2 separate regions of the Mus musculus genome follow, and region 1 is linked to region 2. The links are chromatin contacts, found by Hi-C in ENCODE. All regions are on one chromosome and are shown on one strand. Each heading gives the region's core, a stretch centred on a gene start or an enhancer-like site at or near the end of the contact. The rest is flanking DNA. Distances are from core to core; before and after follow the strand shown.

Region 1 (5,315 bases), core at 1,432-3,931, about 18 Mb after region 2:
CTTAATGTCTTCAAGGATATTAATTCATTCCTAAATATAGCTTTAAAAATATAGCATAAACATCTAGACTAGGTTTTTCTGGGCCTACTTTTCCACAGCCTTGATCCCCCATGTGTGGTCAGACATTCTTCACTCCTGTGTCTCTGGTATTCTGTCTTCTACCCAGAATGCCTTTTTTCCCTTCTCTACTTCATTAACTGCCACTCCTGTTTTAAAGATCTGCTGGAGTTTGTTGTCTGCTTTTTAAAAGATAGGGCTTTATGTAGCCCAGGCTAGTCTCTAACTGCTGTGTAGTCAAGGCCTTTGAACTTCTAACTTTCCCATCTCCATTTCTCAAGTCCTCCGTTTATAGGTGCACATCACCATTCCCAGAGACATTACTTTTCGCTGTGAAGGCTTGCTTGACAGCTATGGCTGAAACAGCATACTATGGGCTTAGCAATTAAGAGCTTACTTATGACTATCATGTTGAACTGCCTTAAAATACAGGGTACTAATGGGAAACTAGGAATGCAGCCTAAGTTTGATGCTCTGAATGAGCGAAAGCTCTGCATAGCAAATACCTTCCAATCTTTGGGATCAAGTGTTTTCAGCATGGGGAATTCTTCTAACTGTAACTCTTCATCTTCTGATTCCTCTGACAACTCTTTCTTATCTTCCAGTTCCTGAAAAGATGTAGAAGCATTTCTGTTTCTCCTCTTAACAAAAGCTTCAAACCATCTTCCCACAGGTTCAACTTGACAGACTGAAGAGGCTGTGAGGGAGAACAGTAAGACTTAATTTATTGCATGGAACACATCTATTTCAAGGCCACACAGTTTCTTAGGGAGAGCAGAACAATGATGTCAGAATATAATTTTAAAACCACCAACTATAAAAATCCCAGTTGCACCCTGGGTAACAAATTATCATTGGTAACATCTTTTTATTCCAGCAGTCTCTTCCAGTTGATGTGCCACTAAGGTTGATGAGGTGAGCTCAATGCCCAGAACCCATATGAAGGTAGGAGAGACCTGACTCCATGGACTTTTCTTCTGATCTCTGCACACATGCTGTGTGGCACTCAAAAACACTTGATCAGTTATTTTTTTTAAGCATAAGAAAATAATTTCAGCAGCTAATCAATATTTTCCTGATGATGTGAGAAGGGAAGGCAAGAAACGAGTAATAGTAATAAAAAAAATGATAAAAAGCTACCAAAAAACAAAGACTGCACACTCATGCGATCTTAATTATTAACAGATTAGCTATTAAAATGGTTAATAATTCTAAGGATTCTCTAACAATAATCTGTTGAAATAGACAATTTTCCAAGCCAATGCTGAGAACTCATTACCGTTTCTATGTCTTAATAACACAGGCTGGATGTAAACCCAGAATTTCAGGGCTTTAATCTAGAACTGTAAATTTCTTGAAACAGATTGAATCATTTCAGGATGGAAACAATACCTATCTCACCCAGTTCCTAGAATATTCGAATGCAGTTTTAAAGCTTTAAACTGTTGTAGAGAAAGTAACATGGAATAAATAACTGTAGATATGTATAACAGAAATTAAAAAATGGTAATCTGTGTCAGGAAAAAAGATCATAATTTTAATTTCTTAAGAAATCAAAGGGCAATTTTCTGGTGCACAATTTGTGGGCATCATTTTCTAAGACCCTTTCTTTTTCACGTTTTAACTGGCTTATGATATTAAGATTTCCTCCACCTAACACAGGAGAGGAGTCAAACGCGAAAATGAACCGGCTGAGTAGCGGGGGCGTGGCTTTCAAAACCGTGTCTTGGAAGCCTTTCCCTCACTACAGGATTACCGCGACACACAAACGCAACACGTGCCATGGGAAACATTTAAAAATTATATTCAACAAGTGCCCACGGTAAGCGGCTATGGGAATTAATGTAGATCATTAAAATGAGAGACCCGACACTTGAAATACTTTCTGGCGTGCAGGGCTATAAACCAAAACCCCTACAGCAGGAGGCTAAGTTGTGCTTTTAACCATCCTTGGTGTACGCCAAGCTGTCCAGGAGCATTCACAGGGGGCTTCCAACGGAATGAGGAAGTTCTGAGTTCCGACAAGCAAAATACACAGCCGGGAGCAAAGGTGGAGGCGAAGGGCTGAACAGCGTTTACAAGGCTTTGTATCTCTCCCGGCACGCGGGTGCGTGCAGCGGGGTCGCTCCGCCGTGGGCAGGGGGGGTGCCTTAGGGGGCCTTTCGGGGTACAGGAGGGCTCGGTCCTCAGCTGTTCAGCCCGCTCCGTGAGTCAGCAGCCTCACCAGGATGAAGGAACCACAGGTGCACAAGGAAGACGCCCCCACCCTCCTTTCCGAGAAACCGGGGACACTTCAAATTACAGCACTGAGCAGCAGGGGCTCGTCACAGTCCCCCGAGTCCCGGAGCAGATTGCCGGGGTCAAGGCTACCGAGCCAGGGGTTGCTAGGGACAGGGCTGGGGCAGGGGCGCCCGAGGCAGGGCGGAAACTGGGTTGGTGGGCACGTACCGGAGGTCAGAGCGTGGGTGATGGCGGTGCCCTGGCCCTCCGCGGCGCTCGGCAGGAGCAGCATGCTGGTTGGGGCTGGTCCCGCGGACGCCGCGGCTCACGGCCGGCAGGCAGGGCCCTCCGCGTCCGCACTACCTGTGGTCTGAGCCTCGCGCCTAGGCTTTACGCCCCGGAGCCGGCGCATGGAGACGACCAGTGAGCACTTCCGGGATGGGGCTCGCACGGCGCGGCCGCCAACCCCACCCCCACGGCCTCGCGCCAATGCGCGCGGCCGCCTACTTCCTCTGTGACTCTAAACCGACCGGAGACCAAGGAGCTCGAAGGAACAGTTCCTAGACGCATCAGTTCCTACGTGAAAAGGATTGTTTTGGTTTTTGTTTTGTTTTTTTGTTTGTTTTTTCACGTGAGAGCAAGACGGAGGAAATAATTTTGAAAAAGAACTTCACTCACTTTTGTCACCCAGGCCGGCCTCTAACTTGTGAATATCCTGTTTAAATCTCCCAAGTGCTGAGCTACCACCAATCTCTAGGTACCTCATAAAAGTGGAATCATATAACTATATATCATTGTATTGTTATATTAATAATGTTATATATTATAACATTGTCTCTATGTGAGCGGTGTATTCACTAGTATAATGGTCACAGAATTTATTTTTTTAAGGCCAAATAATACTATATTCCCATAACCACATTTTTGTTTACCCATCTTATGTATTTGGGTACTTGGGTTATTCTTCATTTGGCCTTTGCTAATGCAGCTATAAATAGGGCTGTACACGGATCTCTTTGAAATCCTATTTCCAACTTTTTGGCATTTGATATTTAGCAGTAGGATAACTAGTTTATATAGATTTTATTTTAGTTATTTTCAGTTTTTCGCAAGCACTGCAGTATTTTACACCAACAGTGTAAACAGCATCTATTTTTTTTTTCAACATCCGGTCAAACTTTCTTTTTAAACATAATAGTGATCCATGGGTCGGTCATGGTGGCGCACAGCCTTTGTCGCAGCAGATACCTCTAAGTTCTCAGACAGCCTGATCTGTTGCTAGATAGCCAGGACCACGCAGAGCCAGTCTTAAGAAGGAGAGAGAGAAAGAGAGAGGGGAAGGAGGAGGAGAAGGAGGAGGAGGAGGAGGAGGAGGAGGAGGAGGAGGAACCATCCTAAAGAGAATGACGTGCTTTTGATTTTAACATCCTTTCATGCGTCCGTTTATTGGCATTTGTGTATCTCCTCTAGAGAAATATGTCCAAATTCTTTACCTACTTTCCTTCCCTCTATCTTTTAATCTTCCCTCCTCCTTTCCTGTCATAACAACCAGATTCCTTTCTTGTTGTGGATCTTTGTATAACCTGGATACACACTCCCTAACAGAAATGCATTATCTTTATTCAATTTGTAGATCTAGCCACCAATTAACTGCGTCCAAACTGCCAGGCATTCTACAAGGCCTGCTCTGTAGCGCCTTTCCAGTCTTGCGAGGCAAACTATTTAGAGATGAAATAAACTACCCGCCTATGTGTATTATTTACTAGTGACTAAATCACGATTTTAGGTCATCAACTGAGCTAGGGCTAATCTTGGACGTTCCTATTCGGGTATCTAAAAAAGACTGGAGTTGTGAGGGAGCGGGGTGAACACGCGTTTCCTTCCACCAGACAACCCTTCCTCCCGTCAGCCGTGCGTGCAGTCCCCAGATGTCCAGGGAACCGGCGCCCGGGCGCGGAGCTACTTCCGGTGGGGAAGAGAAAGGGAAGACACCAGCGGAAGCGGGAAAGGTGCTGTGTAATCACCGAGACGCGGAGGCACTTGCGGCTTCTAAAATGCCGGATTACCTAGGTGCGGACCAGCGGAAAACCAAAGAGGAGGAGAAGGACGACAAGCCCATCCGAGGTGAGAGGACACGGGCCGGGAGCGGCCGGCGCTGGCACCGCAGAGGCGCAGGATTCCCGCCGCCTCGGTGCCCTGCCGGCCTTAGATCCGAGCGGTGACCGCTCTGGGCCGCAGCCCCGTCTGTCTGTCTGTCTGCCTCACGTCCGCCCCCTCGAATATTTTACCAGGCGCTGAGGTTCTGTATCTCCTGAAGTCTTGCAGGTCTTCAAAAAGTGGCCAGCCAGGTGGGCTGTGAATTCTACCTCCCGGCCCTGTTCCCTCCTTCCCAGTTGTAGCAGCTTGGCTACAGATTGTCACTGTGTAGCGACAATCCTGAAACACGATGGTACAAGAGAGATAGAAGAGATAAACTCTCATCTTGACCCCATGATTCCAGCCACGAAGTGAATTGCCATTTTACTCTTTTTTTTCTAGATATTTTTAACAAGACTCGAGTGTGTCTGTCATAATGTGTCTTGCTGTATATCAGCATCTTGAATTTAGAGATTTCGTGATAGCAAGTGCTGTTCCCTCCATGTGCTTATTGTCCTATGTTGTGGTAGTACAATAACATTTAATTATTGGTGGAGATTTCGATTGTTAACAGTTCACAAATGACCGTGTTATAGAACCTATCACATGGAAGTTACAGGCTAAATTCTAGAAGCAGGGGTATCATTATTGCCAAATGACTCCCACAGAGACTAGGCTTGTTGACATTTTTTTTCACTCATGTATGATATGTAGTCAAAATTTGGATGTAATCTTCATCCCCACACCTTTTTTAGTTTTTTCCCCCACTCCCCTCTTTTTTGCTCTTGTTTTGTTTTGTTTGTTTTGTTTTGTTTTTTACCATTTTTAGCTTTATCTTCATACTTAGTTTTAAATTTCTTTTACCTTAAGAACTATTTTTCAATGTTGCTGTGTCTCGCTCT
Region 2 (4,946 bases), core at 1,016-3,515:
AAAAGAGAGTTCAGTTAAATAATATTGGGAAGTGAAATAATTAACAAGAACCCCAGAGCCAGTCTTTGGAACAAACGGCTGATCTGATGCCAAAGGACTGTTTTCACAGGGAAGAAGCAAAGACTTGAGTACCCACACCGTCCAAGTGGAGGCTGAGATCCCACAGGATGGACAGAACCAGGGGTACAAGACACAACATTCCAAAGATATATCAGTAAGAAACTAGCTGTCAACTCTGACTATAATCCACGAAAATAAAATGTAAGACTATTTTTAAAAACGTAATTGTTAGAACTACAGGTTTCCTCACATCTCAGAGACTATATCCCAGGACAGACACTCTGGGAAGCTAAGAGCCAACAAGGCCTTTTCCTTTTATGTTTTCAATACTGCCAATAAGCAGGGAGGGCACAATCTTTTTACAAATGTCTTTCTATTTAAAGAAAAGCACTTCTCTACACTAGAGTCTCTGCCTCTGTCTGTTCCGAAGACTTACCTTCTCATATGCATTTTCCAGAAACTCAATTGGACTTTTCCCAAATGCTATTGCATGGCCAAGGAATGGAATTGGAGAGTAAATATGTGGTGGACTTTTCTGCAAAAAGAAAATGAAAATTTTAGTTTTCATTTTATTAATAGGAAAGTTTCATATGATAGCCTGCTTAAGAATAATGTTTAAAAAAACCACACACACACACACAGTATAGTTAGACAAGGTTTAGCCTCAAAAGAACTCAAAACAGAAATGACTACACAGGAAGGCACTGCACACTCAAGGGGTGAAGGCTGGAAGATATGCCAAGGTGAGCCTTGGCTACATAACAAGTTCTACAGCCACCCTGGGATATAATAAATATCTCAGAAATGATGATGATGATAGTGAGCTTTTGAAATGTATCTAATGAAAGTAAGAAATAGTAACTGCCTATCGATCCCTTGGGTTCAGAGATTAGTTTTAAAGCAACTTGGTTGGAACTTAACGCTGGGTTAAGTTTTTACATCCCATTGTCAGTTTCGAAGGGATGGTTTTCAAAGCTACCAAATGTTGATTACAAGGGTATTCATGAACTATATTTGGAAGGCTTGAAATTAGTGGTTTGGTGTAGCGCTAAACTAGAGAAACAGTATTTTAACAGCATCACAGGAAAGCGCTTCCCACACTCTCAAGTCACTTATGAACTGTCTGCAATTTCCCTGACACTGCTATTAATCATCGTTATGCCCAATAGCCCACAGTATACTAAACACACAGGGCAGTATCAAGAGTGATGGCCACCGGGGATGCAGCTACCCTTAACTTGCCATCAAGGCCCTCACAAAGAGCCCAAACACCTCTGACAACCAACAGTAAAGTCAGTACAGTGCTCTGCACTTAAGAGTCATGGATGGCCAAGGCAATCAGACCAGCCAAATCCATCCAGCAAGGCCTCCAGTCTGCACATCCATCACTGACTACAAACGCTGCAAAGTAGGATCCTAGCCAGAAGTTCAAAGCCGCTATCACAGCAGAAACGGCGACGGCCAGCACAGCCCCCGAGTTCAGGTTCCAGCAAGGAGACCAGAAAGACCACCACAACAGCAAAGATCAGGCACGGGCGTCTGCAGCCGCCACCCCAGCCTCCCGCGCGCCCGCCACCGCTAGCGCCCCCCGAGCCCGCCCGCTTAGCCGGGGCACAGACTGAGGACCCCGAGGTGCACGTACCGCTCCAGCGGGCAGCTGGACCATGTGGCCCACGGCGAGACGGAACAGGTAGACGAGGCTGAGAGTGAAGGCGCAGGCGATGAGCAGCGTGGAAAGCAAGTTGCCTCCTGTCACCTGCTCCATCGCCTGTCCGAGCACCCAGCCGCCTGACTGCAGCAAGCCCAGAAGTACCATCCCGACCGTCGCTTCGATCCGCCCGGTAGGCTGGGGGCCGAGGTCGCACACCGCTTCTCGGAAAAGATGGAGCAGGAGAAGCCGGCAGATAGAAGTCGGGAGGCGGCCCCGGCCTGATGGCTTAGTCTGGCCCGGGCCCTTCACACGCCCACAGACAGCTCGCGCGCCACCAGGACGTCACAGACGGGGCGGGGCTTCTGGTGGCCACGCCTCCGTCTAGGTGCGGGGATTCTTGCGCCACCGAGGGGACCTGAGGAAGCAGGCTCTACCGTGGCACTTGGACTCGGTGAAGAAAGTGATGGCTGCACAAATGATCGCGCCCCGAGAACCGCAGACCACGAGGTCCCGCGTGCTTAACGAGCACGGCCCCGGCAGCGGGCACGGACGAGCCTGGCGGAGGGATCTCAGGACCAGATTGGTGGCGGACAGCGGCAGAGGCGAAGGCGCTCTGTGATTGCACCACGCGCTGCTGAGGTGATCTCGGCCTATGTGGCGTCAGCAGAGCTGGCGGCCCGGGCACCGCCCCCTCCGTGGGGCGCCCGCCTCTGCGGCTATTCGCGGAGATGTCACCTCTGGGCTTTGTGAGACCAGCCCTTCGTGAGCCCTGCACCACGAATCTTGGAAAAAAAAAAAAAACACTCCTGCAGATGCAACCTGGAGGGTGAGACCATCGGATCACCCGTACAATCTGCTTGACAGGTTGTTCGTGTAGGGCCACATTGCTAGCAAGTGATAGTTGTTTGGTGTGCTGCTGTACCAAGACAAGTCTTTTAAAATAAATACAGGCCATAAAGTAAACTGAGGCAGATGTCCCCAAACTCCTGTTCTGATAGCTGGATCTGAAGCAGGAGTTACCCTGATCTCACTACAAATAAAGCACCTCTGATGACATGTTTCCAAATTAACCCTCCTTCCAGATCTTTGGCAGGTACATTTATTTATTTAACCAGGGTTAAGAGCTAGATTTTTTGCTAAGTTTGGAGATGATTGTGCAGTGATTGGCAAAACTGCAAGCACCTCCAGGAATGAGTAAGATGGTCCAGCCACCGTCTAGATAATTCCACCTAGAGAGCTCACATTTTATCGTAGTCAGTCAGTGAAGCCCACTCATTACCTCTTCCCTAGGGTGACTGCCACCTGCCTATGTAGGAAGTGCCTAGTAGGAAGTCTATATAGGATGGACACTGCTGTATACCAATATCCTCCTGCCTCAGATCAGTCACAAAATCTTGTAACACTCCATTTTTATTGTCACTGCTGTAGGTAAGAGCCTCTTTATTTCTGGCAGTAGTATCTACAACAGGAATTTTGCTCACTCATTTCTAAGCCTGTCTTGTGTGCTACGTCTTGACTTACTGGAGTGACTTCAGGCCATTGTTGAACTTGAAAATTGCTAGGGGAAAGACCAGTTCCACAATTATCCAATTAAAGAAAGCTTTATTTAATACTGGCCAGGAAGATGGACACTGGCCAGGTCCATACCCATGATTCCCAAAGAATGGCCTCAAGCTACATTAGACAGGTGCCTGTAGAGGCCAAGCCCACAAAGCTATGGTGCTTCCAGCCTTAGTCCACTGGGGACAAGCATCCTTCCAGTCAATGCATCTCCTGCCTGTGTATCATCAAGCACCTCCTGTGCAGCTGGTGCAACCAACCTTGTCTACGGAAGTGAAAGTACATGAACAACAGACTCCAGAATACCAGGATGTTATCTGTCAGTGGGCAAGTGGGCCTTAACATTGCACACTAGGAATCTCAAATATGGAAATCCTAAAAGATCAAAACCCTTAAATAAAGATCAAAGGTACAGTGTTATTAAAAAAAAATGATGCTGTTGATCTGTTTTTGAGTTACAGTTCTGGCAGGCCTGGACCTCTATGTATACTAGGCTGACCTCATTCTCACAGAGGTCCACAAGCCTCTGTAGCTGGATTGATAGGTGGGATCCAAGATATATGCCATCACAGCCAGCCCAAATTCTAAAACTTAACAGTTAAGGAAGATTAATTTGAGTATCATGTATAAGTATGGCAATATTTCATATACCATCTTATACAATAAAATAGTAATTACATTTTTTCAATCACAAACTTTCAGGCATAATTATGACAGTTGCTCTAAACAATGATTAGTCAAAAAGTGAACTATAGTTTATAATACCAAACACTGGGAGGCAAAGGCATGTGGATGTCAGCGAGTTTGAGGCCACCCTGGTCTACATAGTGAGTTCAAGGACAGCCAAGTCTACATAGTAATGATCTATGTCAAATACCCTGTCAAAATGAATCTATGAATGTATATCACCACGATTGGTAATTATCTGTAGCTGGCTTTATAACTACAACCTGAAATACCATGACAACCCAAGTTAATGAGACTAAACAAAATTGTTATGAGTTACAGATTACCATGTGGTCCAAAGAGCCAAGATCCCAAAGAGTATTTTTGTATGTACTGACAAAGTTTCAGTACACAATGTTTACAAACAAAAGTTACTTGTAATGCATTTTTGTAGACTCAATGTTAGAAAATAAAAATGTGTAAAACAAGTCTTTATACAAGTCTAAAAGTCTTGACACACTGGATATAATGTAAAGAAATCATGGCAAGTTGTCAGAAATAATGGTAATCATCAAAAAAAGTTTAAAAACTTGCTGGCTGTAATATTTCATAACTATCACCTTGTTGGGGCTGGCCTGTAGCTCTCATGTCTGGGTTCGAGCCTGGGAGGCAACCTGGAGCTGGAAGAAAAGAGGGAACCTAGGCGGGTAGAGAAATAATGGAACCAAGACATGCTAGTCTGTTCAAGGTTCAAATGTTTAATGGCGGACACACTTTATAAAGGAGAGGGGAGGCCCATTCCCGCCAATTCATCCTTGGAGCCCAGCTGCAGATGACCACGTGAAGGGTAGGATGTAGTCTCCGGAATAGCTTGGCCGATTCCCAGCAGGTAGCAGCAGGGACAGTGGCTGAACAATAGAGTGATCTAGGGAGGCAGGCTCCACCCTAGGTAATCTCCTTAGTGGCAACAAAGTCGAGGTCTGGCTCAGCCTGTTTCAGGCTTGTTGGA

What was found. A loop is a pair of places that touch in the nucleus more often than their neighbours do.
Region 1: a map of T-helper 17 cell shows a loop between it and region 2 (6-fold over the local background). The contact joins the promoter of Dnajc2 here to the promoter of Cyp51 in region 2. A Hi-C loop is called at or near these places in 2 of 37 maps with a recorded cell type or tissue (T-helper 1 cell and T-helper 17 cell).

What each region holds. Positions count from the first base shown.
Region 1 is chr5:21,782,484-21,787,798 of GRCm38, forward strand. It overlaps Dnajc2 (DnaJ heat shock protein family (Hsp40) member C2), which reads right to left and starts at 2,682. Exons shown (of 17, transcript NM_009584.4): 1 at 2,506-2,682; 2 at 564-754. The coding sequence starts at 2,569. Psmc2 (proteasome (prosome, macropain) 26S subunit, ATPase 2) reads left to right here and starts at 4,264. Exons shown (of 12, transcript NM_001368661.1): 1 at 4,264-4,401. The coding sequence starts at 4,332.
Region 2 is chr5:4,102,432-4,107,377 of GRCm38, forward strand. It overlaps Cyp51 (cytochrome P450, family 51), which reads right to left and starts at 2,266. Exons shown (of 10, transcript NM_020010.2): 1 at 1,703-2,266; 2 at 497-595. The coding sequence starts at 1,876.